Regions from separate parts of the Homo sapiens genome. Here region 1 is linked to region 2. The links are chromatin contacts, found by Hi-C or POLR2A ChIA-PET in ENCODE. All regions are on one chromosome and are shown on one strand. Each heading gives the region's core, a stretch centred on a gene start or an enhancer-like site at or near the end of the contact. The rest is flanking DNA. Distances are from core to core; before and after follow the strand shown.

Evidence for each region. Hi-C counts contacts between places; a loop is a spot of excess contacts on that map. ChIA-PET counts read pairs that join two places held with the same protein, here RNA polymerase II (POLR2A). Pooled maps may share reads with other maps.
Region 1: a map of PC-9 shows a loop between it and region 2 (13-fold over the local background). The contact joins two enhancer-like sites. A Hi-C loop is called at or near these places in 1 of 168 maps with a recorded cell type or tissue (PC-9) and 1 of 50 pooled maps. POLR2A ChIA-PET finds 5 or more read pairs at or near these places in 4 of 52 experiments (GM12878, H1, HEK293T and 1 more).

The regions. Positions count from the first base shown.
Region 1 is chr12:6,429,163-6,432,219 of GRCh38, reverse strand. No RefSeq gene overlaps it. Among named protein-coding and RNA genes, the nearest start is that of CD27, 14 kb to the left of the region's middle. Within about 2 kb of position 1,564, at least 31 of the 41 ENCODE cell types and tissues checked have a DNase peak (open chromatin) inside an H3K27ac peak, as active enhancers do; they include PC-9, where a contact is called at or near this core.
Region 2 is chr12:6,214,503-6,217,636 of GRCh38, reverse strand. The region is part of intron 1 of CD9 (CD9 molecule); the gene reads right to left. Among named protein-coding and RNA genes, the nearest start is that of CD9, 16 kb to the right of the region's middle. RefSeq lists enhancers at 1,779-2,282, 2,283-2,784, 2,785-3,134 and a silencer at 2,160-2,454. Within about 2 kb of position 1,541, at least 24 of the 41 ENCODE cell types and tissues checked have a DNase peak (open chromatin) inside an H3K27ac peak, as active enhancers do; they include PC-9, where a contact is called at or near this core.

The sequences.
Region 1 (3,057 bases), core at 315-2,814, 210 kb before region 2:
TTGTTTGTTTGTTTTTGTTTTTGTTTTGAGACAGAGTCTCGCTCTGTCACCAGGTTGGAGTGCAATAGCATGATCTTGCCTCACCGCAACCTCCGCCTCCCAGGTTCAAGCGATTCTCCTGCATCAACCTCCCGAGTAGCTGGAATTACAGGTGCATGCCACCATGCCCAGCTAATTTTTGTATTTTTAGTAGAGATGGGGTTTTGCTATGTTGGCCAGGATGGTCTCGATCTCCTGACCTCGTGATCCACCTGCCTCAGCCTCCCAAAGTGCTGGGATTACAGGCGTGAGCCACCACGCCCGGCCAGCCTGTTTTAAAAAATTATTTTATTTTCTACTTAAAATGTTATTAAGCAATAATCAAATATTTCTTACTCTGATTTCTTGGCCCCACTCCTCCTGAGGATTCTCTGCTTGAATTTTTCAGAGCAAGGGCGACCCCTGTCTTAGGAGAGGTAGGAGAGTGCCTCATGGACAGCATCTGGTTGTTCCTTCTCCCTGGCAAGGGGCCTGCCTCTCTTTTTCATACCTGAGATGACCGACAGCAGTAACATCTGACTTTGTCTTTTCCTTTCTTATTTGGGGCATCGCAGGCTACCTATATTTGCTGAAGGAAATCTTACACAAAGCTGCGATAATTCTAGCACAGAGCAAGAAATAGAGCCTAAGGAACAAACCACCCATTTTCTCTCCACTCGGTAAAAAATTATCTCTGGGAAATGAAATAGCCCAAGTCTGGCAGTTCCATGTTCTTCTTCTTTTTGTGTTTTAGAGACAGCCTTGCTTACTCACCCAGGCTGGAGTGCAGTGGCACAATCATGGCTCACTGTAGCCTCGAATTCCTGGGCTCAAGAGATCTTTCTACCTCAGCCTCCAGAGTATCTAGGACCAGAGGTGCACACTACCACGCCTGACTGATTTTTAATTTTATGTAGAGACTGGGTCTCTTTATGTTTCTCAGGCTGGTCTCAAATTCCTGGCCTCAAGAAATCCTTCCACCCCAGCCTCTCAAAGTGCTGAGATTACAGGCATGAACCACTGCCCCTGGTCCATGTTCTTCTTATATTGCTTTTCTAAAGTACTTCTTTTTGCAGATAGAGAAAGGCTTGTTAACTGGCCTCATGACTCAGCCTGCCAGGCACAATTGTCCATCGGCCCCAGCACAGTTGTATTTTTGTGTTTGTTTTGTTCTTTCCATAAATGATATACAGTATGTATCCTACGATTTGCTTTTCGTGCTTTTAATCCAGTTATATGTCTTGGAGATCATTTCATTTTATACTTCTAGAACTACTCGTTTCGTTAAATAGAGAATGGATGTGCAGAGGCTTTTTAGCCATTCTCCTGGTTCCCGAATACTTAGGTTGTTCCCAACAATGCACTATCGTAAGTGGTGTTGCATAAACATCTCATACTTCGCTGTGCATGTGGGAGTGTCTCTCTAGAATAAGTGCGGGGCATCGGAATCGCTGAGTCACAGGGTGTGCACATTTTTCACTTTAACAGATGCTGGCGAGTTGCCCTCCAGAGTGGCCCTACCAATTCACACTCCCACCAGCAGTGGAATGATAGCACATATTTCCTCACGTCCTGCCAGGCTTTCGTATTAGCAAACTGTTTTTGAGCATCTCATTGGAGGAAAGTGCTGTCTCATTGTTTCAGTGTGCACTCTTCCCATTCCCGGGGAGGCTGAGCGTCTTTCCATGATCGCGCTGTTTGTGTTTCCTCTTTTGTGACCAAGGCCTTTTTACCCTTATGTCACCACCAGTGTTCTGAAGTCCACCCTTGGCTCTCCCCCACAGCAATCTTGTCCTCCAGACCCAACCTGCATTGCCTCTGCCAATCACAGGGGTGCCAAACATGGTATACACTTGCCATCTGCCCTGGGGGCTGAAAAAAGCCTCGTGGTGACAGGGGAGATCTCTGCTGTCCCTCCCTTACTAATGTCAGGGGACTTCAGACCTCCACAGAGGGTGTGTCCTTTACCTCACTTGTCACACGGCAGCTGGGACTTGCGTGACCCCTAAACTCCTTCTGCTTCAGCATTTGATGACCCCCCAAACTGCACTGACCTCCAGCCCAAACTGAAGGGATCCCTGGTGCCTGTTGACTTTTACTGAGATGAAATGAATCATTTTAATAATTTAAAAATGTACAATTCAGTGGCTAGACTTTTACTGAGATAAAATGAATCATTTTCATCATTTAAAAATGTGCAATTCAGTGCTTTTACTATATTCACAAAGATGTGCAAATATCACAGATACATTTCTATTTTTGAAAAAGTTATAACTACCCTAGTTGGTGTGAAGTGGTATCTTATTGTGGTTTTGATTTGTATTTCACTAAGACTAATGATGTTGAGAATCTTCTTATGTGCTCATCGCCATTTGTATATTTTCTTTGGAGAAATGTCTGTTCAAGTCCTTTGCCCGTGTTTAAATTAAATTATTTGTGTCTTTTGTTGCTGAGTTGCAAGAGTTTTTTTTTTTTTCTTTTTGATATTATGAATTCTAGACCTTACTAGATAAGTGATTTGAAAATATTTTCTCTGGCCCGGGGCGGGGGCTCACACCTGTAATTCCAGCACTTTGGGAGGCCGAGGCGGGCAGATCACGAGGTCAGGAGATCGAGACCATCCTGGCTAACACAGTGAAACCCCGTCTCTACTAAAAATTAAAAAAAAAAAAAAAAAAAATTTAGCCAGGCGTTGTGGCGGGCGCCTGTAGTCCCAGCTACTCGGGAGGCTGAGGCAGGAGCATGGTGTGGAACCCGGGAGGCAGAGTTTGCAGTGAGCCGAGATCGCACAACTGAACTCCAGCCTGGGCGATAGAGCGAGACTCCGTCTCAGAAAAAAAAAAAAAAAAATTTATCCCATACTGTGGGTTGTCTTTTTACCTTCTTAATAGTGCCCTTTGATGCATAAAAATTTCACATTTTGGGCCGGGCATGGTGGCTCATGCCTGTAATCCCAGCACTTTGGGAGGCCAAGGCGGGCGGATCACGAAGTCAGGAGATGGAGACCAGCCTGGCCAATATGCTGAAACCCCGTCTCTT
Region 2 (3,134 bases), core at 292-2,791:
GCTTAATAGAAAGAATAGTGAGCTGCTGCCTGCACAGCTGTGCCACCTAGGGCCTGCTTCTTTATGGGGTGGGCATCAGAATCATCTGGGAAAATACTTGTTTTTTTGAGACAGGTCTCAATCTGTCACCCAGGCTGGAGTACAGTGGCACAATCTTGGCTCACTGCAACCTCTGCTTCCCGGGCTCAAGCGATCCTCCTACTTCAGTCTCTCAAGTAGCTGGCACCACAGGTGGAAGCCACCATACATGGCTAATTTTTTTTTTTCTTATTTTTTTTGTAGAGACAGGGTTTCACCGTGTTGCTCAGGCTGGTCTTGAACTCCTGAGCTCAAGCAATCCACCCACCTTGGCCTCCCAAAGCTTGGGATTACAGGTGTGAGCCATGGCACCCAGCCTACCTGGGGGATTTCTAAACATGCACCTGCCTCAGCAATCCCAGGGGACTCTTTGTGCTCCCAGGGATTCTATTGCACGCCTCTGTTGAGAATGACTGGACTGTGATGGATATAAACTTGGGCTCTAATTCTGGCACTGCTACCTAGGAGCTCTCTGACACTACACACTTTCCTCAGCTTCTCTGAACGTTACAGTCCTCGTTTGTGGAAAAAAAACAGTATGATACCTGTCCTGCCTTCAACGTAGGTTGAAGGAGAGGATTAAATAAAGTGATGCATGTAAAACATTCTGAAAACTGTGAAGTGTTACAGCCAGCCGGATTCCATAGGGAAAAAAAATGACAATAATAATAAACCCTGAGAAAGACGTGAGGTGACACTGGGTCAATTCATGGGCCCTCTGTGGACGGCTGTTGTGTCCTCCTGTGATCGGAGAAGGCGGCTGGGTGGCAGCGGGGGAATTTAGGACACTGGGGTTCTGTTTCCTGGTTTGTGTGGGAGTCTGTGTGAGCGCTGGGTAGTGGAGGAAAATGGATAAACTTATCTGCTTCACACCTGCAAACTGCCATCCAGAGCTCCACTAAGACTGGATGGGAATGGCCAAAGGAAAGTGGGGAAGGAAGGCTAAAGGGAGACTGTTGGCTCAGATTTTAGGCTTCTGTCCTTCCTTGGATCACAAACTGCTTCCGTGGGCAAATTAACCCTGCTGAAAGGAGTTATTACAGCAGCAGATAACAGAGAGAGAGGGGATTTTCCTGGGTTGGGCAGGAGAGGAAACCTTGGCCTCTTTATCACCCTCCTTCAATAAGATGCTTGTCAGCCCTGGTTTTTGTTTTTGTCATCTACTAAACTTGGGAGAGCATTAGTCATAGTTGTCCATAGCACCCAGGAAGTAAGCAACACACCAAATACTGGGGATGCAAGTTTCCCACACCAGCAGTTTTCCAGGCCCCAAAATACCAGTCACGCTTTAAGAAAGCCACAGAAGTGGAGATAGGCCCTCCCTCTTCGCACAGACTTCAACATTTAAAAACAAGTCAGGCCACCCAGACCTGTGGGCTCTGGGCCTCGCCCATCTCCATGGCAACCCTTGGCTCACTACTGCATGCCAAGCCTTGGATGGGCTGATTCACTCCTCAGGAAGCCGGGCCAGGCAGTGCCAGCAAGAACAAACAGGATCCCGATGCCCACAGCCTCCTCCAACCCTCTCTGTGTCCTCCTCTCCCACCTCCAAATGAAGGCTGGGGCTGTTGTCTTTGGAAGGGCAAAGCCACTTGGGCAGGACTAGAGGCTTTGGGGTGCTCCCTTATCCAGCTCCACCACACAGTAAACACCGGGAACAAGAAAACCAAAACTCCGCTGTAATCAGCAGAAGAAATTGCCACGACTTGCTCTCCTTAAGCGTCCCAACTAAACTACTGTAATAGCTCATGGCGGAATTTCTAGATGACAACAGGGCATATTACTAACTTTAGTTTTACTACAGCCAAGTTGAAAAGCCCCAGAGATCACAGCCCTAGAGAACCAGAACTCCCTTTTGTAGGTATGACTGGTTGGTCAGGCGCATCCTGGGGGCCATCTCTCCTCTCCAGACAACTTCTGCTCTTGGGACTTCTACCGAGCCACTGTCTGAAGGCAGTGCTCAAACCTTCAGAAATTCTTATCTTCAAAGGCAACCCAGGAAACTCTTCTCTATGCCAGTCCAGCAGCTCTCGAAATGACCCCAGACCAGCAGCAGGATGACCCAGGAACCTGGACATGCAAATTCGCAGTTCCCTCCTAGACTCACTCAGTGAAACTGGAGTGGGACTGGGCCGGCACTCTGTTTTCCAACACCTCCCCAGGTGACTCTCATCACGCTCAAGTTTAAGAACCACTACTCTAGGCCTTCATTTACACACCAATAATCAGGAAGGACAGAGAAAAGCTCTCTCTGGGGGTTCTGAATCCAGAGAATAGCTTTCTAAATGCCAGTGCCGAAAAGCCTGAAGGCATGGATGGGAGGTGTGAGCTTCCTCTGAGCTGGAGGTGCTTTGTGTGTGTTAGGGAGAGCTCACTGCCCAGCCCCACGAGGGAGCAGGACTGGCACCTACTACTTTACACTCCGATCTGGAGAGTGGGGCATTTGGGGGCTCAAATGCTTTGACCAGCACTGTGAGCCACGGGGAGGGAACCTGGGGTCACCCTGGAAATGCGGCATTGTGACCATTAAGGGTGAGGATGCAGAGAGGTGGGAAGGCAGGAAGAGGTAAGAAAGGAGAGAGAACGGCTGGACAACTCTGTGCTGAACCCACTGAGCCAGGAAGTCATGGTAAAGGGCTCAAGTTGGAACCTGCGTTTGGCTCCCAAATGCACATCCACCACCCAGGCCCTGCCTGCGTGAACTCTCCTCTGGTAACAGGCCCTGGTGACTCAGTGGGCCCGTGAGAGGCTCCCACAACCTGCAGCAGGGCACTCCTGGTAAGAACCTCCCCCCTGAATTCTGCAGCCGGCTGTGCTCCCTAGGCCAGCTCGCTGTTATGCATGAGACTGGACTTCTCCTCAAACCTCCCCGAACTCTAGAAAAACAATTTTTTAAAAGAATACACTCAGAGGCTGATGGTCAGGCCTCTGACCTGACCTAGCACTTTGGGAGGCTGAGAGGGGGGCGGAATGCTTGAGCTCAGGAGTTGGAGACCAGCCTGGGCAATATGGTAAAACCCAGTCTCTACTAAAAAATACAAAAACTTAGCTGGGAA